4 separate regions of the Homo sapiens genome follow, and regions 2, 3 and 4 are each linked to region 1. The links are chromatin contacts, found by Hi-C or POLR2A ChIA-PET in ENCODE. All regions are on one chromosome and are shown on one strand. Each heading gives the region's core, a stretch centred on a gene start or an enhancer-like site at or near the end of the contact. The rest is flanking DNA. Distances are from core to core; before and after follow the strand shown. Region 1 holds the start of PTPRA (protein tyrosine phosphatase receptor type A). Region 2 holds the start of SLC4A11 (solute carrier family 4 member 11). Region 3 holds the start of ZNF343 (zinc finger protein 343). Region 4 holds the start of LZTS3 (leucine zipper tumor suppressor family member 3).

The links. A loop is a pair of places that touch in the nucleus more often than their neighbours do. ChIA-PET counts read pairs that join two places held with the same protein, here RNA polymerase II (POLR2A). Pooled maps may share reads with other maps.
Region 2: a pooled map shows a loop between it and region 1 (10-fold over the local background). The contact joins the promoter of SLC4A11 here to the promoter of PTPRA in region 1. A Hi-C loop is called at or near these places in 5 of 50 pooled maps. POLR2A ChIA-PET finds 5 or more read pairs at or near these places in 3 of 52 experiments (HEK293, OCI-LY7 and SK-N-SH).
Region 3: a loop to region 1 is called in a map of CD8-positive, alpha-beta T cell, with 5 times the contacts of the local background. The contact joins the promoter of ZNF343 here to the promoter of PTPRA in region 1. A Hi-C loop is called at or near these places in 1 of 168 maps with a recorded cell type or tissue (CD8-positive, alpha-beta T cell), 2 of 37 single-sample maps with no recorded cell type and 7 of 50 pooled maps. POLR2A ChIA-PET finds 5 or more read pairs at or near these places in 1 of 52 experiments (activated T-cell).
Region 4: a map of CD8-positive, alpha-beta T cell shows a loop between it and region 1 (5-fold over the local background). The contact joins the promoter of LZTS3 here to the promoter of PTPRA in region 1. A Hi-C loop is called at or near these places in 2 of 168 maps with a recorded cell type or tissue (CD8-positive, alpha-beta T cell and ascending aorta) and 9 of 50 pooled maps. POLR2A ChIA-PET finds 5 or more read pairs at or near these places in 3 of 52 experiments (H1, activated T-cell and activated naive CD4-positive, alpha-beta T cell).

What each region holds. Positions count from the first base shown.
Region 1 is chr20:2,869,945-2,877,440 of GRCh38, forward strand. PTPRA (protein tyrosine phosphatase receptor type A) reads left to right here and starts at 3,537. Exons shown (of 24, transcript NM_001385305.1): 1 at 3,537-3,816. RefSeq lists enhancers at 1,653-2,284, 2,285-2,914, 2,915-3,546, 3,547-4,176 and silencers at 2,661-2,800, 3,421-3,490, 3,671-3,720, 3,731-4,010.
Region 2 is chr20:3,235,535-3,242,251 of GRCh38, forward strand. It overlaps SLC4A11 (solute carrier family 4 member 11), which reads right to left and starts at 3,656. Exons shown (of 20, transcript NM_001174089.2): 1 at 3,561-3,656; 2 at 2,010-2,054. The coding sequence starts at 3,603. RefSeq lists silencers at 3,466-3,645, 3,746-3,905.
Region 3 is chr20:2,506,195-2,513,421 of GRCh38, forward strand. ZNF343 (zinc finger protein 343) reads right to left here and starts at 2,721. Exons shown (of 6, transcript NM_024325.6): 1 at 2,687-2,721. RefSeq lists enhancers at 1,986-2,045, 2,696-3,005, 3,547-4,142.
Region 4 is chr20:3,168,797-3,175,488 of GRCh38, forward strand. It overlaps LZTS3 (leucine zipper tumor suppressor family member 3), which reads right to left and starts at 4,753. Exons shown (of 5, transcript NM_001365618.1): 1 at 4,659-4,753. It overlaps LOC107985414 (a long non-coding RNA gene), which reads left to right and starts at 4,894. Exons shown (of 2, transcript XR_001754477.2): 1 at 4,894-5,394. RefSeq lists a silencer at 4,637-4,976.

The DNA.
Region 1 (7,496 bases), core at 2,287-4,786:
AGCCTGGGCAATGAGTGAAACTCTGTCTTAAAAATATATATATATATATCGAGCAAAGGCTCCTACAACTCACCTTCTCAGGGTAAGGGGCTGTATGTCCAGTCTCTTAGATACAAAGTTCCAGTGAAAGACTCTTGGGGTTGGCCAGGCGCAGTGGTTCACCCCTGTAATCCCAGCATTTTGGGAGGCTGAGGCAGGCAGATCGCCTGAGGTCAGGAGTTCAAGACCAGCCTGGCCAACATGGTGAAACCCTGTCTCTACTAAAAATACAAAATTAGCCAGGCGTGGTGGCGCATGCCTGTAATCCCAGCTACTCGGGAGGCTGAGGCAGGAGAATCGCTTGAACCCGGGAGGCAGAGGTTGCAGTGAGCCGAGATCGTGCCATTGCACTCAAGCCTGGGCAACAAGAGCAAAAACTCCGTCTCAAAAAAAAGAAAAAAAAAACTCGGGTTTGAACAGTGTGGCCTGCAAAGGGACTTGGCTCTCATTTACTTCACCTTTCTATCTTATTGCCTTGCTTTATTTTCATTTCAGCATTTAGGAAATTTTCTTGTTCTTTTGTTTATTGTCTGTGTTCCTATCCAGAATGTAAGCTCCTGAGAGCAGAGGCCTCTTCTGTCCTCTTCTGTCTTATTCCCTGCTGTGTCCAGCACATGGTCTGCACTCAATAAGTATTTGTTGCGAGAATGACTCATTGTTCCATTTACTAGAAGGGGAAAGGAGGCCCCGAGAGGGGAAATGACTTGCCTAAAGAAACAGGAGTCCTTTCCCCCCATCCTCCAGCTCTCCTGATCCTCTCCTTTGCTCATAAACCCTGTGACTGTTGGGGCACCTGTGGGGTGGCTGCGAAATGCCTACCTGTAGGTATGTGCTCCTGTGGGTTGGGACTAATGCAGGACTAGGAGTAGGAGGGCTCTGCAGTCCCCCATTTGGGTAGGCTTGGGCACAGGAAACTGCCTCCTTTCCCTTCCTCAGTTCTCTTCTCTTCCAGGATAACCCTTTACTCTGTGATGATGATGGGCGAGGGAGCTCAGGACACTCTGGGAGCCAAGTAGGATGGAGGGCTGGGCAGGTCTCTACAGGCAGGCAGCTGAGGAGGGGGCTCTGTCTTCTTCCAATGGAAACAGCATCTGTGTGGTTGCTGAGCTGAACCCTCCTTCCCAGGGTCTCCAGGGTCTGTAGTTCTCCTTGGTCTGTAGTTCTGTCACCCCTGTGCACACCCCACAAATGCTTTGACCATAGTGCAGCTGTCTCATGGGGAGAGAAAGAACTTTCATTTCCTGAGAATGGGTTACTTGCCAAGCTGAACATGCCTAATTCTCAATACAGCCCTGGGAAGTTCCAGGAAGAGTTGCAGAGGGAGGCTCAGGTCACCCAGCACATGGTGGGGCTGGAAACCCCGGGCTCTTTGACTACCACGCCCAACAACAATTTTTCCAAGTGTGGTCATATCCAAAAGGGGTCCTTCAGATAATCTCAAAGATGAACACTTACTGCAATCACTATTTCAGTTATATTAAAAATATAAGTAGCATGTCAACCCCTTCTAGGGTAATACAAATAAAAAGTAAAAAAAAACTAATCAACAAAAAGAAACATATTAAGAAATAATAGTGTAAATTAGATATAAGGCAAAAGTAAGCTGGTGGGGTTTGGTTCTAGAGCATAGGGCTGCTATCCCAGCTACTGAGGTACCTCCTGCGTTTGCAGTCATTACTTGTTAGGGGTTTTCACACTTTGACTTCCTGCTTTTCACTTTTCCATTCGGTGTTGCGGGATAGATTGAGTTTGGACTTAAGGGGATATGTGAATGTTGGGCGTGGGGAAGGATCCACCCTCACTGGGGTCTGAGCGTTAGGAGAGTAGGCGTGTGGACTCTGGGCCTTTGGGCTGGAGTGTCTATTGGTCAGAGGTGTCGGGTTCGGCCATTTCACCCTCACCTCTAGGCTGGCCCTGCTGAGAGGGAGAGAGAGTCACAACTCCCACTCAAGGAGAGACTTCCCTGCTGGGGAGGGGACGGCCTGAGGCCCGCCCCACCCATATTCCCAGGCCCTGGCTCTGGTTAGCATGGACTAACTTATTCCACAATACGGAGGAGTGGGGCACAGAGTCCCTAACTGGCGCCCCAACAGAAGGCGGTGGTGGGGACCGGAGATGGTAGGACTGGAGATGGTAGGGGCTGCTGATGTGAGCCCACAATACGGAGGAGTGGGGCACAGAGTCCCTAACTGGCGCCCCAACAGAAGGCGGTGGTGGGGACCGGAGATGGTAGGACTGGAGATGGTGGGGGCTGCTGGGAGCCCCTTTTGCGCCGCAGTGTTTCCTGCCATGAAGAGTTGCCGCCGGTCACAACCCTTCCCCGGGGGCGCCCCGAATGTGGGACTCCTTCCGGCCTGGGGTGCGTGAGGGGGACTCAGGGGTTGCCCGGTCTGGAGGAGAGACTCGCCGCCACCTACCCCGGGAACCGCAGACTCTGGGTCTGGGATAAAGCGTCCCCTACCCGCAAGCTCGGTTTGTGCGCTACTGTGCAATCTGTCTTTTGCCTGCAGACGCCCAGCCGCTCGCCCTGCGCGGGTCTCGGAATGTCCAGGGGTCCCTACTGGGGATCACAACCCGGCGAAATGTCGCATTTGCCACCACCTATCTCGACTGCGTAATCGGCTTTCAGCCGCAGACGCTCAGGTCCTGCAGCACCCGCGGGGATCCGTGTAGGAACCTGCTGCCGCTGGATGGACTGAGCGATTGCTTCGCGGGTGTCACGCACCAGACGCCGTGCCGGGAGCGCCGGGAAGGGGGTACGCGCCCCAACCCCGGCCGGGGGAGGGCGCACTCTGGCTCCTCTCTGCGTTTTGAGCCTCCCCTCCCCCGCCAGGCGTATCGCAAAAGGCACCTCCATCGCAGAGCACCATGTGTTGTGCTTCTACTCAGCTCGGTGGCGAGCGGGGCCCCAGCATGCGCATCTGGAAAGCGGGGGAGATTACCCTGGAGCTCGGGTGGGGACGGCGTGGGCTGACTTGATATAAGACGACACCCACGGAGCCAGATCCGTTCTAGGGACTTGGCAGGTTCCTCTCCCTCCCCAGTGAGATCCGTCGTTCTTTGCAGCAATTAGGGGAGGGAAAAAAAAGACCCACAGTATCACGTTTGGAGAGGGTTAGGAAGATGGCTCTCGAGTTGCAGGCCGCCCTGGTGGCTAGACATTGGTGTAGTTTGTGCCTGGCCTCGGTTTCCTGATCTGTAAACTGGGAAGAAGGCCCAAGTCATGAGGCCTGTGACTGTAGAATGGCTGAAGGCACTGGTGCACTCGCAGCCGGTCCTTCCGGGGTCCAGCTTCCCGAAGGACTGGGCAGCCCCGGGGCGAACCCCTCTGGAGCTACCAGGAGAACGTGCGACCGGGTTCGGCGCCCCAGCCGGCAAGTGAGCGCCCAGCGGAGCGCAAGGGCGGGGCCCGCGCGGGCCGGAGACGCCCGTTCGCTGTCGGCCAACCAGCGCCTGTCTCTGAACAGCCAATGAACACGCGTCTTACAGCCAAGGCCGGGTCGGGAGCGAGGCTGCGGCGAGTGCGGCGCTGACAGAGACGCGCGCGCGCGCGATCGCGCTCGGACCCCGGCCGCTGCCGCCATCACTGTCGCCCGCCCAGTCGCCCCTCAGCCGCTTCCCCTCGCCATGGAGGCGAGGCCGCCGCCGCCGCCGCGGGGCTCGGAGCCGCGGGCCGGGCGGCGGCCCTGAGGGCTAGTGGCGGCCCGAAACGCCGCCGCGGAGCCGAGGCGGAGCCGCTGTCCTCGTCCCCAGCGGTCCCGCCCAACGCCCGACTCTGTGAGTGTTCGCGGCCGCTGCGCCCGGGTGGGCTCCGGAAGGGGGAGCGGCTCCCGGGGGCGGTGGGAGGGGTCCCGGGCCACAGCCCAGAGCCCGGAGCCCGAAGCCCTAAGCCATCTTTTCCGGGTAGAAGCCTGCGGGCGCCTGCAGGTTGATTGTGCATCCTTGCGGGTCCGTCGCGGGGAGGGGGTCCCCGGAAACGTGCCGGCCCGAGTGCCGACCCCTCGCGACTGCCCAGGAACTTTGCATGCGTCCTTCTGGGACCAGGCCAGGGCACTGCCAGAGTTGATTCTCAGAGAAGAAACTTAGAACGGCGAGAACAGAATTTGCTCAGGTCCATTTAATGGGAGGAAAGAGGAAAACTCTTGGCATGAGAAAATTTGCTTTTGCAGTGACCAACTTTTCTTTCCCTTCAAGTCCACCTCCCTCGGTCCCCCGGCCCGTCTCCCAGGCCCCTCTCCTTGCCGCCCTCTCCCAACTGTTGAGGCTGTTTAAGAAGGGAAATAAGGGCTGAGAGCTGCCCAGAATTCAGAATAGGCCAATTGAGAACGCAGGTCCCCTCCCTTTTTACTTTCGGTAAATAAAAAATTTTTTTTGAAAAAATTAGTTACTAATTATATCTCCTGAAGATTAAAAAAAAAAAATAGCAGAGCAGAGTCCTGTCTTGAGGGTTTCGTTTTTATTTTTGAGATCACTGATGATATTTGTAAGACAGGAAAAGAAGAATGTGCAAATCCACCCTCTGCAGGGTGAACGCCATCAGAAGCCTTTGCTCAGGAGAGGGATTCCGGCTCTAGAACCAGTCCACATCACCCTGGAGATGGCTTCGTTTGCCACCTGCTAGCTGTGCAGGCAGCCTGAGAAACAGAAGATGGTGGGCGAGAGGAGGACTGACTAGGAAAGGGCGAACATCTTCCTGCCTGGCCACTCCTTTCAGAAACAGATCTGATGCTGTCACTTGTTTACTTAAAAACTCCCTCGCTTTTCTTTTTCCCATGGGATGAATGAAGCCTAAAATGCCTTATCAGGTCATACAAAGCCCTTGACAATCTTGCCTCAATTTACTCCTTTACTTTTAGCCTAATCGGATCCTCCAATTCTCCTTCCCCTCATCCCGCTTGCTGGCTAGTATTCAGAGCTGCTTGACTGCCCCCTCACATGTTGGGATGTTTTTGTTTTATGTGATCCTCTTTCTTCCCCACCTTTACCTGCCAAGCTCCACTTTTTCTTTTAAAGTTCTTCTCATTTGAGAAGCTTCTTGCGGGCAGGAGCTGTGTCTTGCCCACCTTTCTATCTCCCGTGGTGGGAGAATCCTCCAAGTTGTCTTGTAGATTCTTTCCAATCTCTTCTCTCTTATGCCTAGGCTCTGTTTATTTCCCGGTATCCACTTCCCAAGAGATTTTTTCGTGTTTTGAAGGCCTGCTTGGAGTACATGCCCAGGACTTTTAGTATTTCTGATTCCCGGCTTCCCCATGTCCATCCCACCCAGCCCCCATAAGCAGTCAGCAGGTGGGAACTGGTAGGTCCCATATCCCACTGGCCTCCAAAAAACTGTCTCTGAAAGACTAAAAGCCCTTCAGTCTCTTTTCACCTCTGCCTGCTCAAAGTGACCTGGCTGATACCGTGCATTGTAAGGCATGGTGGGATCCCGGGGCCTGTTCTCTGTTTAGCCACTTAACATCTGGGTGAAATACAGAACCAGAAAAACCACCCCTCTGACTTCAGTACATTCATGTGTCTTCCCTTTGCCAGGTGAATTGCTTGGGATACAAAAGTGAGGAAGTCAGTCCTTAACCTTTGAGGAACTCAGAGTCTAATGTAGGACAGGTGGATATAAATACATCACAGGTGCTATAAGATTGTGATAATAATAATAGCTATTTTTTATTTGCCTTGTGACAAGCTATGTAATGTTTTCCATGAATTCCCTCAGTCTTTTCAACAGTCATAAAAGGGCTTATTCCTACTCTACAGGGTTGGAAACTGAGGCCAAACAGTGGGCAAATGAGGGAATAGTCAAGATTTGAATTTTGGCCGTGTATTTGCAGAGCCTCTGCCAGGCTGTGTAGGGAGCATCCCCTGCCTGGGTGATTTGGGAAAGCTTTCCTGGGACGGGGGGGCCTTCGGATCATGAAGGATGCATAGGAGTTTGCGCGTGGTGGACTGCACACATAGGCAAGAGGGAGCAGCACAAGCAAACTTGGTGGTGGAAGGAATCCACTGTCCTTGGGGAGGAGGGAAGAGGTTAATCATAGCTGGATCAGGTAAGGACAATGGAGAGCTACTAGAGGATTTAAAGGAGGTCAGGGACTTGGGCTGAAAGAATTTTGGAAAGATCATTTGGGGGCAATATAGGGCCAAATGCAGATGCCCCTGCAATATAGGAGGCACTGGTTGGGTCTGACAGAGGTAGAGTCACAGCCTCTTAGACCCAGAGGAAGGTGTAGAGAGAATCCTGCTCAATTTTGGGAAAAGATAATTAATGCAGATGAGAGAAAAATTCAAAAGTTCTAGCAATACAAAAGAGTATATAGAGAAAAATGTCCCTCCTACCCTGGCCCCAAGTCTCCTGTCTCCCTAACCTCCTCCCCAGAGATGGCTGAAGTTTTCAGTTTATATGGCCTTCCATAGACACTGTTGCTTTATAAATATGTGCCTGCTTATCCATACTCCTCCCACCATGGGACGTACCACTCACACCTTACTGGGTTTTTTTACTTAACATATTTAGGAAATCATTCTATTATCAACATATATAGAGAGTTATTTGTTCTTTCTGTTGACATGCTTTTACTTATTTAGTTGTATGGCTGTACTGTAACATCTTTGGGTTAAATATTTGTTTCCAGGTTCTTCTCTTACAGCAATGAATGTCCTTGTACATACTGTGTTATGTGCTCATTTGCAAAGTTATCTGAACAATATGCTTTTAGAAGTAGAATTACTGGGTCAAGGGATATGTCTGCATTTTTGATTTGCAGACATGGAGCCAAACTGCCACCCGTTTCTGGGGGGTTGTACCAATTTATCCTCTCCCCCAAAGTGTATAGCTGGATAGATGATCTTTGGAGAATTCAGGAGGATCAACTACGATGCTTTTTCAGCTATTATATGCCTACTTTTCCTCCACAAATCCTCCCCCACCCTATGCGATTCTAGCCAGTTTCTTTGAATTTACAGAGGGAGATGTTGAGGCTCAGAAGGATAAAAGTAACTTGTGCAGGATGATCAGTGCGGGTGGTGGTGGGTGTTTTGTTTTGTATTTTTGCACCCCTCATGTTTGTATTTGCCAGCACCTTTCATTGGAGGTGCTCAGTGTCAGTTTGTAAACATTATTGCATTATTTTTCTCCATTTTCACATGGAAAAAAATGAGATGCAGGGGAAGTTTGAGTTATGAGAGGGAAACTGGCCAAATATAGAATCTTGTCATTTTACTTCCAGTGCAATAATAAATGTTTCCAAATGACAAAGCTGAAGAGATGTTTTTTGTTTGTTTGTTTGTTTGTTTGTTTTTTGAGATGGAGTTTTGCTCTTGTTGCCCAGGCTGGAATGCAATGGCGCTATCTTGGCTCACGCAACTTTTGCCTCCTGGGTTCAAGCGATTCTCCTGCCTCAGCCTCCCGAGTAGCTGGGATTACAGGCATGTGTCACTGTACCTGGCTAATTTTGTATTTTTAG
Region 2 (6,717 bases), core at 2,406-4,905, 370 kb after region 1:
CCCATCGTGCTCCTCTTCATGTTCTGGGGGCCCTGGGTAAGGGCACATGGAGAGTGAGGGTGTGTAATGGCACCTGTGGGATGTGGGACCCCAGAGGTGAGAGCCTGCTCCCCTTGGTCCTCAATTCCTGCAGCTGGCCAGCAGCACACCCCTCTTCCTACAGGAAGATTTCCTGGTAACATGCAAATATTCCTCTGCCCTGAGCCCTGCAGTGGCTCCCTGCAGCCTACAGATCACAGCCTGAGCCAGCCCTGCTCCCCCTGCCCTGACCACTGGCTCCTCAGGCCATCCGGTCAGCACCCTAGGCATGCAAGGTCCTGTCCTCCAAGCTGAGGGCTTCCCTCCCTGGAGGGCCTTTTTCAAGACTCACTTGGAACCTCCTCCTCCAGGAAGTCCTCCTAGATCCCTGCCTCACCCCTGGCCACTGGCAGCCCTTCCTGTCTTGTGGGTCCCCTAAGGTTCCTCACTTGTAGGTACTCCCAGGAAAGGGGCCCTTATAGCCCAGACCCCACTGATGCCTGACAGACACCTGTGCAGAAACAAGGATGGGTCAGCAGCACGCCTGCACCTGCCAGGGAGTGACTCACCCTGACTCACTTCTACTCCCGCCGCCAGTTTCCTTGGCACATCCCAGGCCCTGTTCCCCCAGTGTCCTGAGTTTAGCCTGGGCCCCTTCTGGGTAGGAAGCCCTAGTGCCTCCTGCATCAAAGTCCCCAGGGACTGGTGACTCCCAGGCCCAGGCCTGCACTACCTCCAGAGCCCAGAGAAGAAATATTAGGTCAAAAGACATCCTTGCCTTTGGGAGGCCAAGGCAGGCGGATCACGAGGTCAGGAGATCGAGACCATCCTGGCTAACAATGGCTAACATGGTGAAACCCTGTCTCTACTAAAAATACAAAAAGAAATTAGCCGGGTGTGGTGGCGGGCGCCTGTAGTCCCAGCTACTCGGGAGGCTGAGGCAGGAGGCTGGTGTGAACCCAGGAGGCAGAGCTTGCAGTGAGCCGAGATCACACCACTGCACTCCAGCCTGGGCGACAGAGCGAGACTCAAAACAAAACAAAACAAAACAAAACAAAACAAAAGACGTCCTCACTGCTTTGGTTCTGGAGCTCATGATAAACTCCTTCCTCCCCGGGTCAGGCTTGCCTTGTTTAAACTGTCTGGTTCCCCTGGCCCGAACTTGTCCCAGCCTCCCCTCTGCCCCTCAACCAGCACCCACTAGTCCCCTCCACTGCCCTTCACACAGCCCCGTTCTTCCCCCATTCTTCCCCTGATGCCCTCAGCTCTACCTTAGACTTAGTGCTCAGGTCCCCTAGATTAAGGACCTGCCCAGCTGACACTACCAGGTTCCTGGGGGGCTCCTGCAATGCCAAGTCCTAGTCCCAGCCCCATACGTAACCTGCCCACCAGCAGCCTAGCACACAGAGCCCCATGTCCTGAGGGCTCTGGGTAAGGGAACATCAGCCCTGTGTCTACGCACTGCTCTACAAACAACCCTCGAATGGTCAGGTCACTCATGGGGCTAGGCACAGGACACAGCCTGAAGCCAGCCCAGAGACATGAGGAGGAAGACAGCTGGACTGGTACAAGCAGGGACAGCAGGAAGGTGCCCGAGGGACTGCAGCACAGAGGCCTTATATTTCTTTAAAGAGACAACGACAGATATTCCCTCCAGGGCTGGGTGAGGACAGAGGGACAGGGGCACACAGAATTCTTGGCCCAAGGCTAGTCAGATAACAGGCCATTGTCACAGAAAACCTTGGGTAAGAATCCCAGAGGGTTCACCTGGTCCAAGTAGCCCAGGAGAATGGGCAGCCTGCCCTCTCAGGTCCACGGGGGATCCGCCCATGTCTAGCTTCCCGAAGAGTGGAAGCCAAAAGCATTCCAGCACTAGAGTGGCCCAGATAGGCGAGCAAAGCCACAGGACTCTGGTGGGTAGGCTATGCACCCTGGAGGCTTTTGCCCGACAAGCTCTCTCTGCACACACACACTCCCCGAGAGGTACTCACTTGAATCCTCGAAGTATCCATTCTGCGACATGGTGGGAGAGTTTTCTGCAAGGGAAGCAGAAAGGTCACCAGCCCCATGGACCAAGCCCTGGACCTCCTGTGTGCACCTGTCTCCCCGCCCCCCGACCTGGCTCATTCCTTCGCTCTTCCGAGGGATGCAACCCACGCCACCCTAGGGAGAAAGGGAAGCAGGGGACAGTGCTCGGGAGGGGGCCCCATAGCAGGGGAAGCCAGCCTTAATCTCAGAAATTCAATTGCTTAGCCCATCTGCTAGGGGCTGCCCAGGCGGGCCAGAGGCGAGGAGGAGAGACGTTCCAGGGATGTCTTCCCACCGAGTTAGTACCAGTACCATGTTCGCTAATCCAGGTTTTCCTGAGAAAACCCTGCCCCGCTGCAGCGAGAGGAAGGGACCGGGCCCGAGCGGGCCTCTCCCCCTCTCTCCTCGGATGCCAAGGCGGGGGATCTCTCTGCACATCCCTCTTCTCACTCTCAGACCGGTCCTGGGGGCCATAAACGCCCATTGCAGGCGCAGTTCCCCCGACCCCCGTCACGCGCCCCGGGTCACACGGGGGCCGACAGGCAACGGTCTCCAGTCCTGGGACCGCGTCCCGGCCGCCTGGAAGCCAGAGCCGTTGGTCCAAAAGGGAGAACAATTGGGGGTGGGAGGAGTATCTGAGGGACACATGGGTCGGGGGAGGCTGCGCCCTCCCTGGGCCGGTCCCCGGATGGTCCCGGCTGTTTGTGCCTCGCTGTCGGAGGAAGGAAGCGACAGGAGGGGCCGCGTGCACGAGAGGAAAGCGCCTCCAGACTCGGAGACCCCGGGGGTCGGGGCGCAGGATGTGAATGCAGGCGCGGGGCGGGAGCCGGGGCTGCATCCTGAAGTGGGGGGCGGGGGCGCTGGGGCGCGTCCCAGGCCGTGGGCGACGAGGGTCTGGGAGGGTTGGGCCGGTGCACACTCCGCTTCCGTCCCGGCGGCCCACGTGCAGGTAAAGGGTCGTACAAACCTGGGTCCTGGCGGGGACCCAGGGCTGGCCCTCCCGTGTCAGAGCAAGGGAGAAACCGCTGCGGCCGCGCAGGGCACGGTCAGGGGTCCCGGGACTCCCAAAACTCCAGGGGTTCCGGGGCTCCCACCGCGGCGCCGGACGGGAAGATGCCCGGGCGGAAGGTAAAATGAGACCTTCCGAGGCGGCGGCCCGCCAGGCTCCCAAAAGCTCGGCGCTCGGGGCGCTGGGAGCCCCACAGCTCCGCCCTGCCCACTTTCGAGCTCCCCGCCCTCGACCCGCTGCATCAGCTGTTCAAACCTGGTAAGAAATTCAAGACGGCGACAGCAGAGCCCTAATGAAACCAAGCGCGCGGTGGCCGCGAAGCCGCGCCCGGGCCTCCCGCACCCGCGCCCTCCTCCCCGCGGCTGGGAATCCCGCAGCCCTCTCGCCCACCGGCCCCGGCCCGCGCAGGCAGACGGCATCCGCGTTCTCCCCGGGGTCCCCGACGGGAGACGGTGGCGGAGACCCGGGCGGCCTTCCCGCCGCGCCCCCGGGTTCAGGCACCCACCGCACGGCTGCAGATGGAACACGCGCCTGGTGGCCGCGGCCATGGCACACTCGCGCACTCACGGCCGGGCTCCTCACGCGGCGCTCCGGCGCTTCTGGACCCCAAACTCGGCGACTCGGGCGGGCCGGCGGCGGGAGCCGGCGACACACCCCCACGCCGCGCCTGGGTCCTAATGCCGCTCAGACGCCGCGCCCGGGCGCGGTAGGCAGAGCTGCCGAGGGCTGGGACCCGGCCGCCCGCCCCGCGCCCTCACCCGCGGGAGGCTGCTCCAGCCGGGCTGGGCTGCTCCCCGCCGCCCGCAGCTGCTGGGCCAAACCGAGTAGACCCGGCTCCTTCGAGCCTGTGCGCGCCGGACCCAGCAGACCCAGCGTCGCGAGTTTAGGGGCTGGACGGGGCCGGGGAGCTTCTGGGAAAACGTTCGACTGCGCCACGAGCCCACCGAGCTGTGCGACTGAGGCAGACCCCGGGAGGGCTTCCCCCGCGTCCGCTTTAAGTACGCGGCCGGCCCCTGTCTCCTCCTTTCGACCGGGGACCTCCGCAGGGCCACGCCCGCTGGCTGCCCCGCCTCCTGCATTTATCCCGGTAGCTCCGGCCGCAAGTCCTTCTCCTCCTCCTCCAGGAAGCGCGCCCCGACTGACTAGACGGACCTCCGTGCATTCCCCGGGCTACGCCCTCGCCCGCTGAGACGGCGCTCTCCGAGCTCGGCTGCTTTGGGTTTTCGCTGCGAGCCTCGCCAACTTATCTGCCAGCCTCTTCACGTCCTCGGCCTTCTATGAGGTCAAGGTCATGGTTCGCCCCCTTTTTCCTTCCCCAAATGGCCCTTGCGCCCTGTCCCCTTTCCTGGACCGGCTGCGACCCGCCCGGGGACGCGCCTTTTCGGGGCGCTTAGTCTCCTGCGAGTAGGGCGTGTGCGCGTGTGGGTGCGCGTGCTGCGATGCGATCCGGCAAATGCAGCTGACGAACCCCTGGCCTGATCCACGGTGGCTCCCAGTAGAAGGCTCTACAGCCCTTGGAAACGGAACACGCAGCTCCGTAAAGCGCTAACCAACCTCCCGACCCCTCCGGCCGCCATCGCTTTCCGGCTCAGCCGCGCTGGGACGGAGTCCTCGGCCACTGTGCCCTAACCATGGTAGAGGAACGGGGACAGGCCGGGGCAAGCCCACCTCTGCGAAGGAAGGGCTTCTGGCGCGTTGGGGAAGCCTCATGCATAGATTGGGTGAGTAAGGCTGGCCCAGTTCTCCTCCCGGCAAGATAAGAACGCATTAGGAGGGAAGCGCTGGAGTGCTCCTCTTGGCGACGGATGGCCTGGGGCTCTGCGACAGACTGAGTACCCCACCCTCCCCCAGCGCGACTCCAGGAGGCCTTGTGGAAGATCCCAACACCATGACCTGCAACTGACTTGGGGCTGGCCACATAGTATTTTAGCAGGGGTGACTCTGGAGAGACACCAGGTCATCCTGCGCACCCCTTGGGACCTTTCCTAGACGCCCTCCAGCTAGAGCTCCAGTCCAGGCACTGACTCCCGGGTGGCGGGTGGAGGCTGAGGAAGAGCTGAAGGACACAGGCGGATGTCGCCCCCGGAGCATGGCTGCATAGGTGGCATGCAGGCTGGATCCCTGAAAAGCCACCTTGCCACCCCCAGTCTCCCCCATCTGGGAATGCCTTGGCTTCTGCACCTGCTCCCAGCAGCTCCCAAACACCTGGTCCTTCCAACCCACTTGTTCCAGGAAAGCCTCTGGGATGGAGGGCGCTTCCCCTTACCACAGTCTCCTCAGCGCTCCTCAAAGGACCTAACCCCTCAGCCCACTGAGGAAAGAGGAGCCCATGACCAAGCCGCCCCTAGTCGGCTATGGGCCCCCTCTGTCCGCTCCCTGACCGTCTCTCAAAGGAACTGGCACTGAGCCCTTCTCTGCTACACCTGTGCTCTGCCCCTGCGGTTCTGTTCCCTCGGCCTTCCTGGAGGGAACCCCTGAGGCCCACACGCCTGCTGCCTCCAGACTGACCGTTTCAGAGGCTGTTTCCTTCAGTCCTCCCACCTGCCTCCTGTCCTGTGTAGATCGTCTGACGCTGAAGGCAAATACTGGTGCCCCAGATCTCCTGTCCTGTGCCCCACTGGGTCCTTACATAGGCAGGCAGGTTGAGGGACCCAGACGCAGGCACCCACTTTCCCTCTCATTCCCTCCCTTGGGGTCTCAGACTTTACTGGGCTGTGGACTTGAAACTGTAACCGCTGGGTTCCACAAGGCGCACTTAACAGTTTTCTGCTGTCCTCCCCTGATGCCACTTATCTTGCCTGTGGATTGTAGAATCTGGGGTCTGAAGTAAATGTATAACATCTCATTTTTAGGCCGGGCTTGGTGGCTCACACCTGTAATCCCAGCACTTCGGGAGGCAGAAGTGAGAGGATTGCTCAAGCTCAGGAATTCGAGACCAGCCTGGGCAACACGGTGAAACCCCGTCTCTACTAAAATTACAAAAACTTAGCCAGGCATGGTGGCATACGCCTGTGGTCCCAGCCACTCAGCAGGCTGGTGTGGGAGAATTGTTTGAGCCAGGGAGGTCAAGGCTGCAGTGAGCCAAGACTGCATCACTGCACTCCAGCCGTGGTGACAGAGAGAAACCCTATCTCAAAAAAAAAAGGGCTCATTTTAAAAACAAAACATTCCCCGGCCGGGCGCGGTGGCTCACGCCTGTAATCCCAGCACTTTGGGAGGCCGAAGTGGGCAGATCACAAAGTCCAGAGATGGAGATCATCCTGGCAAACCAACATGCTAAAACCCCCTCTCTACTAAAAATACAAAAAAATTAGCTGGGCATAGAGGCGCATGCCTGTAGTCCCAGCTACTCGGGAAGCTGAGGCAGGAGAGTTGCTTGAACCCGGCAGGTGGAAGTTGCAGTGATCCGAGATCGTGCCACTGCACTCCAGCCCAGGCGACGGAGCGAGACTCCATCTCAAAAAAAAAAAAAAAAAAATTTCCCTTAAAGCCCCTTGCCCTCCGGGTGCTGCCTTATCCCTCAGCTACATTTAAGAGGAAGTTTCTCCAGAGCTCCATGCCCCTCCCGCTATGTCTCTTCAACCGACTCATACCTGTCTTTTGTCCCCACCACACCACTGAAACTGCTGAGACTCCATCTCAAAAACAAACAAACAAAACAA
Region 3 (7,227 bases), core at 1,471-3,970, 360 kb before region 1:
TGCCCATCATCACTGGCCATCAGAGAAATGCAAATCAAAACGACAATGAGATACCATCTCACACCAGTTAGAATGGCGATCATTAAAAAGTCAGGAAACAACAGGTGCTGGAGAGGATGTGGAGAAATAGGAACACTTTTACACTGTTGGTGGGACTGTAAACTAGTTCAACCATTGTAGAAGTCAGTGTGGCGATTCCTCAGGGATCTAGAACTAGAAATACCATTTGACCCAGCCATCCCATTACTGGGTATATACCCAAAGGATTATAAATCATGCTGCTATAAAGACACATGCACACGTATGTTTATTGCGGCACTATTCACAATAGCAAAGACTTGGAACCAACCCAAATGTCCAACAATGATAGACTGGATTAAGAAAATGTGGCACATGTACACCACGGAATACTATGCAGCCATAAAAAATGATGAGTTCATGTCCTTTGTAGGGACATGGATGAAGCTGGAAAATATCATTCTCAGCAAACTATCACAAGGACAAAAAACCAAACACCACATGTTCTCACTCATAGGTGGGAATTGAACAATGAGAACACATGGACACAGGAAGGGGAACATCACACCCCGGGGCCTGTTGTGGGGTGAGGGGAGCGGGGAGGGATAGCATTTGGAGATATACCTAATGTTAAATGATGAGTTACTGGGTGCAGCACACCAACATGGAACATGTATACATACGTAACTAACCTGCACGTTGCGCACATGTACCCTAGAACTTAAAGTATAATAAAAAAAAAAAGATAAAAAAATAAAATGAGTGGGCCAGCCGGGAGCGGTGGCTCATGCCTGTAATCCCAGCACTTTGGGAGGCCCGGGGCAGGCAGATCACCTGAGGTCAGGAGTTCGAGACCAGCCTGACCAACATGGAGAAACCCCGTGTCTACTAAAAATACAAAATTAGCTGGGCATGGTGGCGCACACCTGTAATCCCAGCTACTCGGGATGCTGAGACAGAAGAATCGCTTGAACCCGGGAGGTGGAGGTTGCGGTGAGCCGAGATCGCGCCACTGCACTCCAGCCTGGGCAACAAGAGTGAAACTGTGTCTCAAAAAAAAAAAAAAAAAAAAGAGCAGGCCTCCTTTTCCTTTAACAAAATAAGCCTCAGATCTGTCAGAGAAGAGAATAATGTAAACAGCTTCTAGGGGACAGAACCATGTGGGGACATCAGAATACAGTCTGCCCTGACAAGCTGCTATTACATATTTATCCCTTTAATGCCTATGGGCCTCAAATTATAATACTATTAGTAATAGTTAACACTTACTAAACTCTTACTGTATACCAGAGGCAATTCCAGACACCATGCAAGTTTTACCTCCCCAAAGCTCCATGAGTTCTACACCTTCCTCAAATTGACAATGCTAGAAAGTGCCTAGATTTGAAGTCTAGCTGTGGAGCGCCACACGCTTAGCCAGCTGGGCCAGTAATGATGTCAGCAATGGCCAATCCCTGTGGGGTCTGACAATTCTCAAAGTGTATCCACACATAGGGTTGAGGGGATGTAGATGAAACAAAATTGGCCATGAGTTAACAAATGTGGAATCTGGTGACAGGTCCGTGGCAGTTCACTGAATAGCTCTACTAGGTAGGTTTAAAATTTGTCCCTACGAAAAAATTAAAAATAAAATTAAACGCCTGATATCCAGAACTCACCATATGCCGGAAGTGATTTGGATTGTTAACTAGAAGCCGTCAGAGTTCCCCACCAGACCTAACCCTTCACAGCCCCAAACCAGATGTTTGGCCCTAACATGTGAGGGAAAAGCAGTCCAGGAAAGGAGTCAGCCAGACGGGCCACCCAGATGACGACCAAACCCAGGAACTTTGCCACAAAGCACAGGGGGCACCTCCCACATGACACACCTTGAGACAACAGGTCCCAGAGAAAAGACCTGCCCCCATTCAAAAGAGCTGCCTAGATGCCTGTCAGAGTGATACAGCCCACCACTATCAGAGGACGAAACCTCCCTCACCTCCCTAAAAACCCCAGGGACTCCTGACCCAAGACACTCGCCCAGGCCCTCTCAGGATATTTTGACCACGTCAAGCTCACCTCCACTTCCAACCCCCCAACCCCTAATAAACCAAGGTCCATCAAGCATCAAGGCCTGAGACGGCCTCCCCCTAACCACCCCGGTCACCACTCGGGACATATCCAGCCCCACCCAAAAAACAGAAAAACTCGGTGATGCAGGACTCAAGACGCTCCCCAGCCAAAAACCACCCAGGGATGTGCGGACCTAGCCACGTCCCCACCCCAGCCGCGGGGATGTTGGTCCATTTGGCCCTGGCAGAACTCAACCCCACAGCCCAAATAAACCCCAGGACGCACGACTGGGGCCGCCCTCCGTATTCGAAAACTGGTTGACCCAGAATAATCCCGCCTGGTTCAAGACAGGCATTAGAGTTCTAGGTCACTCTCGTCCCCCCGGGGGGAAAAAAGGTCCGCGGAGGTCCGGGCAAGCAGGGGCTCACCCCATCGCCTCGCCCCAATGAGCACCGCGAGCTGCGCCCTCTCCTCCAAAAACCAAATATCTCCAACCCGCACTCCCCATTGGCCACACTCTACCCCGCGTCCTAACCTACGCTCGGCCTTTCCCGACCCTCCTTTCCCCACGAGAGAGGGCATCCTGGGGCCAAGGAGCCGCGGAGGCCGCGCTCACCAGAGCCAGCGTGCCCGGGATCTCGGCCACCGACCGACGCCAGAACTACAATTCCCAACATCCTCGCAGGCTTCGGCTCCCATTGGCCGCCACAGAGCCACTTCTGGGCCGTGCAACGGTTACTTTTCCAGGACAGTGACCACTGCAGTGACAGCCTCTCCGTCTCTTCTTAAAATACCCATGTTGAAAACAGGTTCTGGCTCCCGAGTGAAGTCTCTGTCCCCTTGGCCCATTCTGCAAAAAAAAGACTACACTCCCCACAAGCCTCTGCGGCAGCTTCCGCAGGCGCTTCCGGAAGCTGGGGTCAACGAGAGAAGTCATTTCCGATTGGCGAATCTAGCGGGAGCAATGCGCTGTCTGTCAGGCGTGTGTTGGGTACAGAGTTTACTGCACCGGACCACCTGAATTCCCTGGGCTGAGGCTCCATAGCACGCGAACTACCTTGCGTGAGCACTATGTAGATTCGACTTCGTGTTGCCTGTGACACACAGGCAGGGCAAAGCCGCCTCCCAGCGTCTCAGTTGAACCCTTACCCTCAACACCAGTGCACTCCTGTGGGTGGCCTGTAGTCACCTTTCTTGTCGAAGTCCTCAAAGTTAGGGACAGACTCTCATCCAGTTTCTGGAGGGTGGAAGCTTCACTCAGGCTGGAGTCTGGCTCTCTGGCCTCTTATCTAAGATCCCGGTTCAGATCTGGGCTACTAGAGCCGGGCGTGGTGGCGCGCGCCTGGGATTCCTGTAACCCCGAGGGAGGCTGAGGCTGAGGCTGGAGGATGGCTTGAGCCCAGGAGTTAAATGTATATATTTTAAAACTAATAATATTTTTAAAACTGGGCTACGCTGGTACCTTCTGCAACACGGCAATTAGGGGTTTGCAGATCAGACCTTCAGCTCATAGGAGGCGCGTTTAAATCTTAATGGCAAATACAAATTGAATTAAATTTTACTTGTTACTGAAGGGGAAATAAACCTGACCTCACGCCCTTGGAGTATTTCCATGAGAAATCTATGTATAAGTGCTCCTTTGATATGTACCTGATACTTTTGAAAGGCTGAATAAGCACCTGCCAACTTTACAAAAGAGGAATGTTTCCCCCAAAGGCCTGATGAGCCATCTCTTTGAAATGTAAACAGTGAAGAAGATAGTGCCCTTATCTCCCTGTCACCTTGGGAGTTTAGCTTAGGTGCCTAGCTCCAAACTCGTAACTGCCCGCTTGTCACAGATAAAAGTTTTATTTTTTCTTTTTGATAAAGGCAATTAACTAGTGTAGATGGCTACTCCAATTACCAGGTGAATTTAGAATGAATTATGAAAAATTGTATAGCAAACAATGTCAAATCCTCTTACAAGGGGGCAAATTACCATTAATTTTGAGGACATGTTTGTAATAGATTGTATCTGCCCAACTAGATAAAAAGTAAGATCTCTTTCTGTCTGGCATCTGATTAGCAGATTGTCTACAATGTGCTTCCCAGTCCAGTTCAATATTATTTGGTAATAAAACTGTTCTCCTTCTTTTCTACGTTTGTGAAGGGGATTTTCTGGGTTAGCAGGAGATTTTGTTTTTATTTTCTCCAACACCTCCTTCCATCTTCTTATTTCTTTTCACCTTCCCAATATCAGCCTTCTGAGGCTTCTCTGTTCTCCAGTACTCAGGAGATAGAGAACATGGCCCCAAGGCCGTTGTGAGCCAGGAGACAGACAAACATTTCTTGATATTCTGTCCTGCCTTTCACAGAAAGGACCAATTCCCTTCTCTTGTCTTGGAGGCTGCCGTGTTAGTACTGGGCAGAATCTGTTACTGAAACACCAGGGGTTGGGTCTAGGTCCTGCTGGTTGCCAGTCAGAAAACCAATCACTGAGACGAGTATTGCAAGGGAAGAAGGCCTTAATTGAGTGCTGCAGCCAAGAAGATGGGAGATCAGTCTCACATCCATCTCCCTGACTGACCAAAATCAGGGGTTTGTATAGCAGGGAAGAAATGTAACTATGTGTGGGAAAACAGAAATTAGGGAGAGGTAAGTTGGAACAGGAAGGAGGTGATTGGTTAGGCAATATGACTGATGAGGAGTGTGGGTTCTCATTGTCCACATGCAATGATTTGGTAAGTTGCAGCTCCTTGATACTATCTGGGAGGCCTGATGTTTGGTTTTCCTGAGAAAGGAACTCAGGACAAATGTGACCTTCTCAAGTTTTAAGACTGGGGGAATCCATTTCTTTTCTTTCCTTTTCCTTTCTTTTTTTTTTTTTGGACAGGGACTTGCTCTGTCATTCAGGCTAGAGTGCGGTGGCATGATCACCGCTCATGTAGCCTCAACCTCCTGGGCTCAAGTGAGTCTTCCACCTCAGCCCCGAGTAGTTGGGACTACAGGCACATGCCACCACACCTGGCAATATTTTTTAATTTTTTGTAGAGATGGGGTTTCACCATGTTGCCCAGGCTGATCTTAAACTCCTAGGCTCAGGTGATTCTCCCACCTCAGCTTCCCAAAGTGCTGGAATTACAGGCATGAGCCACCGCACCTGGCCTGGAAGGACCAATTTCTGTTTATTCAAAGAAACCATAAACATCAATTCTGTGGGACAATTGGGACAGTTTCAAATCCAGCCCTTGATCTGGAGCCCTCCCTCAGCATCCCTCTGTGCTCCATGTGACTGTTATTCATCACGTGAATAAAATCTATGGAACAGTTGAATTAAAAATACAAGGACAGAGGTGACATCAATGGGAAATCTCTGTCCCTTCTGTTTAATTTTGCTATGGACATAAAATTCATCTAAAAATGAAGTCTATTCATAAAAGAGAAAATTAGGAAAATTTTGCAATGTTTTACTTGCCCCTCGCCCTGCTTTCCTCCCTGGCTCTTCAGCAGTCTCAAAGCCTACATTCACAGCATGGGATGCAATTATGACAGACCCACAGCTAACATCATACTCAATGGTGAAAACTGAAAACTCTTCCCCTAAGGTCAGTGACAAGACAAGGATGCTTACTTTTGCCACTTCTATTCAACATTGTACTGGAAGGTCTATTTATAGCAATTAGACAAGAAAAAGAAAAGCCATCCAAATGGGAAAGGAAGAAGTAAAACTATCTCTATTCACAGATGATGTGATCTTGTATATAGTAAACACTACATTTCTATAACTAACAAACGATTTGAAAATAAGAAAATAGTTCCATTTGCAATAGCATCAAAAAGAATAACATATTTAGGAATAACTTTAACCAGGAAGGCACAAGATTTGTACACTGAAAATTACAAATCATTGCTGAAAGAAATTGTGTAAGCTCCAAATAAATGAAATTACATACTCCGTTCATGGGTTGGAAGGCTTAATATTGTTAAAATGGCATTATTCCTCAAAGCAATCTACAGATGCAATGCTATCCTTGTCAAAATTCCAATGGCCTTTTTGCAGAAATGGAAAAGTTGATCCTAAAGTTCGTATGGAATTTTAAGGGACCCAGAGTAGCCAAAACAATTTTGAAAAAGAATAAGGTTGGAGGACTCACTCTTCTTAATTTTAAAACTTAATACAAAGCTTCAGTAATTAAAACAGTGTGGTACTGCCATAAGGGTAGACATAGACCAATGGATAGGATTGAAAGTCCAGAAATGAAACTGTAGAGAAATGGTCAATTGCTTTTCAACAAGGATGCCGAGACCATTTAATGGGGAAAGAATAGCCTTTTCAATAAATCATGCTGGAACAACTGGATAACCACAAGTAAAAGAATGAAGTTGGACCTCTACCTCCCACTGTATACAAAAATTAACTCAAAGACTATAAAGATCTAAATATAAAAGCTAAAACTCTTAGAAGAAAGCATAAGGGTTAATTTTCATTACCTTGCATCTGAAAAATTGTTTCTTAGATGTGACACCAAAAGCAGAAGCAACAAATGGAAAAATAAATTGGGCCAGTCGCAGTGGCTCACCCCTGTAATCCCAGCACTTTGGGAGGCCAAGGCAGGAGGATCATTTGAGCTCAGGAGGTCAAGACCAGACTAGGCAACATAGACCATTTCTCTACCAAAAAAAAAAAAAAAAAAAATCCCCTCAAAAATAGCTGGGTGTGGTGGCAGGCATCTGTAGTCCCAGCTACTTGGGAGGCTGAGCTGGGAGGATAGCTTGAGCCTGGGAGTTCCAAGCTGCAGTGAGCCATGATTGTACCACTGCACTCCAGCCTGGATGACAGAGTGAGACCCTGTCTCAAAAAAGAAATTGGAATTTATCAAAATTTAAAACTTTGTGCGCCAAAGGACACTACTGGAAGAGTGACAAGGCAACCCATAAGAATGAGAGAAAATATTTGCAAATCATATATCTGATAATGGTCTAATGTCCAGAATATATTAAGATTTCTATGACTCAATAACAAAAAGACTAACAACCCAATTTTAAAATGAGCAAAGGACTCAAATAAACATTTTGAAGAAATAACTGCATACAAAACAGCCAGCAAGAACACACCAAAAAAATGCTTACTGTCACTAATAATTAGAGAAACACAAACTAAAACCATAATAAAATACC
Region 4 (6,692 bases), core at 3,503-6,002, 300 kb after region 1:
TCCTTCCCTATCAAGTTAAGGGGCCCACGTGGCACCCTATGGCCCCACAGACCGTCTTCTACCCAGATGCCCAGTTCTAATGCTGAGTCCCTGGCCCAGACCAAGGGCACCTGACAAAACTGTTGTCCTTCGGGAGTCTTCTGGCCCCCACACCAGGAATGAGAGCTCTAGGTTGTTGGAAAGTTCACTACCAAGCCTGTCCACTGTCTCTGTAGAATTCCATTCTCAGCATCTGTCCCCACAGGTGTGGAGAAGAGCACTTCGCCACCCTCCTCCCTTGGACCCGTCTGTCCCCATAAGCAAGGGCCAGGACTAGGATGAGGACAGAGAGCCACGTAGGGCACAAATGAAGGGCACAAACAGCAAGTACACAGCCCTGAGGGTGACAGCCTCCTTCCCTTTGTGCCTTGGGTCCCTCTCTGGCCTCACTCTAGTCCCTGCTCTGCCTCTACTCCCCAGCATACTCCAGCCCCCTATGCCTCAGCCCTGCAACCCCCTCCTACCTTAAGTATGGACCCTTCTCTTGCCACCTCTGGGTGCAATGTGGGGAGCAGCTGGGGACTGGGAGGATGAAGCCTGAAAGGCCTGAGGCTTGGAACCAGTAGGAAGGCCTGGGCAGGGTTTGGGAAAGAACTGGCAAAATTTCATACAGATGAGGTCAGGTGGTGGGGACAAGGGATAATGCTGGACTGGGCACCAGCGTGCGTGTGACACTGTTAACATGATAGGGGGAGACTGCTTGGGGAAAATAGTTGCTTTGGGAAACACCAGAGGAAGATACCTCTCAAGCACTAAATGGAGGCCAAGCAAGGTGGCTCATGCCTGTAATCCCAGCACTTTGGGAGGTCAAGGTGGGCAGATTACTTGAGGCCAAGAGTTCAAGACCATCCTGGCCAAATTGGTGGAACCCCATCTCTACTAAAAATACAAAAATTAGCTGGGTGCGGTATGCATTCCTGTAATCCCAGCTACTTGGGAGGCTGAGGCACGAGAACCCCCTTGAACCCAGGAGGCAGAGGTTGCAGTGAGCTGTAATTGCACCACTGCACTCCAGCCTGGGTGACAGAGCGAGACTCTTTCCTTAAAAAAAAAAAAAAAAAAAAAAAAAGCACTAGATGGAGAGAGATTGAGATCATCAGTTTTCAAGGGTGCTGGGGGTGTAGGCCAGCACTGAGCCAGGGAGCAAAGCCCCAGAAGTCTGGAAGGCACTCTGGGAGCAGGAAGAAGGCCAGGAGAAGGTGGGCCCTGAAGGCCAAGATTGGGGGGATTCAAGAATGTGGGGACAGTTTCCAGTGTTAAAAATAACAGGGCCAGGTAACACTGGGGTTGGAGAGTGTGCTGCGGATTTAGGAGCTGGTCTCGAGACATCACCAATGTCTATGTCAGAATGGTTTCAGAAAAGTGGTACAAGTGCCGGATGCGGTGGCTCACACCTGTAATGCCAGCACTTTGGGAGGCCAAGGCAGGCAAATCACTTGAGGTCAGGAGTTCGAGACCAGCCTGGCCAACGTGGTGAAACCCCGTCTCTACTAAAAATACAAAAAATTAGCTGGGCGTGGTGGTGCGCGCCTGTAATCCCCTACTCAGGAGGCTGAGGTGGGAGAATCACTGGAACCCGGGAGGCAGAAGTTGCAGTAAGCCGAGATCATGCCACTGCACTCCAGCCTGGAAGACAGAGCGAGACTACATCAAAAAAAAAAAAAAAAAAAACAGGTTGGCGCGGTGGCTTACGCTTGTAATCCTAGCACTTAGGGAGGTCCAAGACAGGTGGATCCCCTAAGATCAGGAGTTCGAGACCAGCCTGACCAACAGGGCGAAACCCTGCCTCTACTAAAAATACAAAAAAATTAGCTGGGTGTGGTGGTGCATGCCTGTAATCCCAGCTACTCAGGAGGCTGAGGCGGGAGAATGGCTTGAACCCAGGAGGTGGAGGTTGCAGTGAGCCAAGATCGCACCACTGCACTCCAGCATAGGTGACAGAGCAAGACTCCCTCTCAAACAAATAAACAAAACAGAACAAAAAAAGTGGTACAAAACAAAGGCAGTCCACAAGGCTAGAGGAGTGCAGAGAAAGACATGGCAGAGTTCCTGCTAAAAGAGAAGACAGTTATTTAAGGAGGTTTGAGATTCAAGGGCTTTTTTAATTTTAAAATTAACCATGGTAGAAACCTGTGTGTTAATATGCTGAGGGAAGTTGCCAATAGTGAGATGAAAGATCTAGGCAAGGGGATAGCAAGGTGACTGCACCAGATACCTGGATCTGGGCAGGAATAAACCTCAACAGTGATCATGTTGACCTTGAGTGACAGGGTATAATGTTTGGGAAGGTGCTTTGTAAACTATAAGGGGCAATACAAACATGTAGTACACCTTCTCTGAGATCCGGGAAAGGACAACCTGAGCATAGGTTGGGGCTGGTCATAGGCCACTCTCCCCTACTGTTTCTCTAGAGTGTGTGTAGTCCCTAGCAAGTCTCAGATGCCTCGAGTCGTGGATGGAAACAAGGTCCCAGGACCATTGTCCTGAGCCTCCTTTCTCCGTGCTCTACCTGGGGAATGCTTGACTATCAACCCACAGAAGCTCTCTCTGGAGCCTCACTGCCTAAAGAGCTTCTTGTCGTAATTGTAACCTGTCATGGTTAACCCCTTGCAAGCATGCCCTGCCCCTTGTCTCTCCCAAGCTTTGGCTGCTGCAGCTTCTTTCCACAAAATCCCAGCAGATAGCCGGGCGTCGTGGTGCGTGTCTGTAATCCCAGCTACTCGGGAGGCTGAGGCATGAGAATCGCTTGAACCCAGGAGGTGGAGGTTGCAGTGATATTGCGCCACTGCACTCCAGCAGCCTGGGCAACGGAGTGAGATACCCCCTCAAAAAAAAAAAAAAAAAAATCCCAGCAGGACACCGGCAGGACAAGGAAGGGGATGTTTCCCTGGTAAGCAGGAACTGAACTGAGAGGAAAGGTCACGGTCCTGAACTAGTCCAGGTAACTGAGCATGGTCTGCAAAGGCAGCCTCCTGGCATCAGTGCACCACCCTGAGATGACAGCCTGTTGCCTGACTGCCTCGATCTCTGTCACCTCAGCCCTCAGTGCCTGGGGCATTATACACAGTATTAGCGTCATGAGGGGGCCAAACGGACTCTACCTGACAGTTACATGTACAGGTACCTCCAACCCACCCCTCAACCTGTGTCTCTCCCAAAGCTAGGAACACTTGGGGTCTCAGAGGCCCCAACCCCAGCCCATTCTATCTCCTAAAAATCTCTAGCCAGCCCCTCCATCCAGCACCCCTGCTGGGGGCTCCTCAATGGACTTTCTTCTCCTGCACTCCCTCCCCCAGGCAGCTGCCAGGGGATTCCTTCTAAAGGGCAAAGCTGATCTTGCCCCTGCTCTGTCCAAATCCTTCCATGAGCAAGACCAAGTGCAGTAGACAGAGTTCTGGCAGCATCAGCTCCAAGTGTAAATCCCAGCTTGACTGATTAGGGGTGCAACCTCATGCAGGTTATTTCACCTCGGGTTCTCACACCTACATTGCAGGCATTTTAAGAAGTAAATGTATGATGGGTGAAATGCCTGGTATTCCTCTTGGTCCCCAGAACCAGAGCAGAGCTTGCAGCAGGGTCCCCAAGGACTCTCCTGATGCCCCTCCTCTATCTACCCTGACCTGAGCCCCTCTCTACTTCACACACAAGCTCTTGCCAGCTCTCTGTGCCCATCCTACATGCTTCTAGACCAGTTCAAAGGCTGGCCTCAGGACAGCATCCCTGATCTCCACCCCCCAGAGGGGGCATCTTGGAGCACTTGGCTGAGGACACCCCAGGGAGATTTCACTCTGAGGCCTCCCCAGGGCTGGCCTATAGGTTTCCCAGGAGCACAGAGGGCAGAGTCCTGGGGGTCTCTGGGCCCTGCACCAAGGAAATGCAGGGCAAATGCCTGTGGGAATGCTAGTTATGGGCAATGCAAAGAGGCAGTGAATCCGGGCAGGGAGAGCAGGAGGGGTTTCCAGGAAGCAGGACTGAGGGAGGAAAGGGATCTGGGGGCACTGCAGGGCTTTTGGGGTGCAGAGATATCCAGAACTTCTTGGTTGGGATGAGTGAGGGGAGATCCGTCTTCCCTCGGTGGCCTAAGCACTGGCAGCGGAATGGGCCCATCACCTAGCTACTGGCTCTGATGAAGCCAGTGTTTCAGGACTGAGGGGGCCGAGAGCGCCCCCTCCACCCCGAGCACACACACGCGCGCACACACGAGCTTCTGCTGGGGGTGGGAGGGGGGGTCGCCATTCACCAGCAGCCCACGGCCCGCAGAGCCAACTGATAGAGACCCCAGCCACAGGCCACAGGACCTGGGAGTCCCTGCGATGGGGGAAACCCCGCCCGCACCTCCCCAGGCTCCCCACCAACGCGTGTGGCCCCGGGGGGCGGGGCGCAGAGGGAAGAGGTGACATAATCCGAGCCGCACCCCCTCTGGCCGCCACCTCCCCCCAGGCCGGGCGAAGCATCCATGACATCATCCGCCTCCTCTCCGCTCCCCTCCCCCTTGGGACCCTAGCAGCGGGACGCGCCCCCTACCCAGTCCGGGTCAGGTCAGACATGCCGCGCAGTGCAGCAGGCACGGCGGCAGGTCGGAGCCGGGAGGGATGCCACGATGGGCCTGCCTCACTTACTCGCTGCCTCAGGGTCCGGCGCGGGGTCTCCGACACGGGCGCCACCGGCCCCGCTTGCTGGCGCAGCCCGAAGCACGCCCGGCGGGGCGCGCTGCGCGGGCCCGGCTCCGCTCCGCGCCCCTCCTGCTCCCCGCCCGAGCCCCGCCCACCAGCGGCTGCGGCAAACGCGAGCCCGCCCTCCGGCCACGCCCCCCAGGGCAGCCAATGCCCGGGCTGGGGCGGGGTGAGGCGCCTTAACCCCTTCGTCGCTGCGCCCCGCCCGCGCGTGGGACCCCTCAGCCTCACCCTCTCTAGGGCGCAGCAAGTCCGCCGCGAGCCCCTCTGCTCATCGCTCGTTACCCCCCAGGCCCTTGGGCTTGGGCTCAGGCCCAGTCGTTCCTCTGCAACAAATCCAATGGAACCGCGCCCTCCCTGAATCCCACGTCTAGGAAGAGGAGGAGGAGCCCCTCTTGCTTGGGGGAAGGGGCTCCCGACTCGGAGCCCCGAGCCCCATTCCTCTCCCGCGCCAGCTCTTCGGGACGCGGCCTCCCAGCGGACGCCCTGAGACCTTGCAAGTCCGCTAGGGAGGGGTCGGGACGAGCCGTCGCGGGTGGATCCGCCCGGCCGAGCAACGACCCGCCCGGGCGCGAGGACCACGGGCTGTCGTGCGGGAGGCGTCGAGGGGCAGTAAACTCCGTTCGTGACCAAACGGAGACGATTTGAAACTTGCTGCTCACACTGGATCACCGTCTGGAAGGTGCGACGGGGAAAAAATACACATTACACTCCAGCAGGATTGAACGCTTTCACCCTGTGCCCCGCGCCTGGCGTAACGCGTGGCCCCAGACCACACGCTGTAACCCGGGGTGAGAGGGAGTGAGGTGGGACTTCGTACCGGACCCGGAGCGCCGGCCTCGCCCGCGCGGGCAGCGTTCACTGTGGGGAGTGCTCACTCAGCCTAGGGCGGCCCGGGAGGACTGCCGGGAGGAGGGAGTCGGCCTTGAATTGAGGCCTCAGCCTTGAATAGGGTAGGGAGGCAAGCCTAGCCGAGAGTTTAGCACTAGCAAAAGCCTGGAGGCACCAGGGTCTGCCCTAAGAACTGCAGCGCCTCTGCTCTGGCTGGGATTTAACGCATTACGTCTCTGCTGTTTATAGGTGTTGTGTTTGGTCTTACGACTTCGTATTCTATAGTTTTTATTTATTCCTGTTTTCTGAATTTTCCCACATTTGCTTTTATCTTCTATCGTGATTTTCAAGGCAGAAAGTATTTTTAATTCTTCTCGCGGCTGCCTTTAGATTTATCAAATGAAAATAGTTTACATTTCACACATTAGTAAAGTCAGTGACAAATAATTCGTTTTTATATTCCCCCATGAGAAATTTTGTGTGCTTTTCTGCCTCCTACCTGCCGCCCTCACTACTTATATTTGTCCACTTAATCAGGACGACAGACCTAACTTTTGTTTACACTTTTTTTTTAAGCCACAACATTCTTTTTCAATCCTTGTTTTTGGCTTTTGCCAACTCTGTTTAATTGGTTTCAATGTTACTGCCGGTTTTTTGTGCTCTAATTTTTCTATTCCTCATTTGGACCCATCTCTCACATGACTGGTGATTTCAGGGAGGACTCTGGAATGTTGTATTTCCTAAGCCTTTGCCTTAGGTGAGAATGCCTTTATAATGATTTCCTGTTTATAGGATTCTTGAGTCTCAAGCTTTCCCCCTCAAAACTCTTGTCTTTATTTCATTGTCTTCTGGCACTGAAAATGCAAAGCTGGGTTTGTCTGTTTAAGGTCAGCAGTTTGCTTGGTGCTTGCAAGGGTTTTTCTTTACCCTCAAAAGTCAAACATTTTGCCAGTATAAATCAATATGGGCCTTATCTATTAATTTTCCAGAAACAAAAGAGGTCTTCTTTGTAGCTTAGAAAAGTTTTCTTCCTGTCCATTCTGTGAAAAGATTTGGGTTTTTTTCTTTCCTCTCCTCTAAAACTATCACATTGGATCACCAATGTCAAATAAATCTGTTTGTTTTCTCTGCACCCTGGGAGACTATATC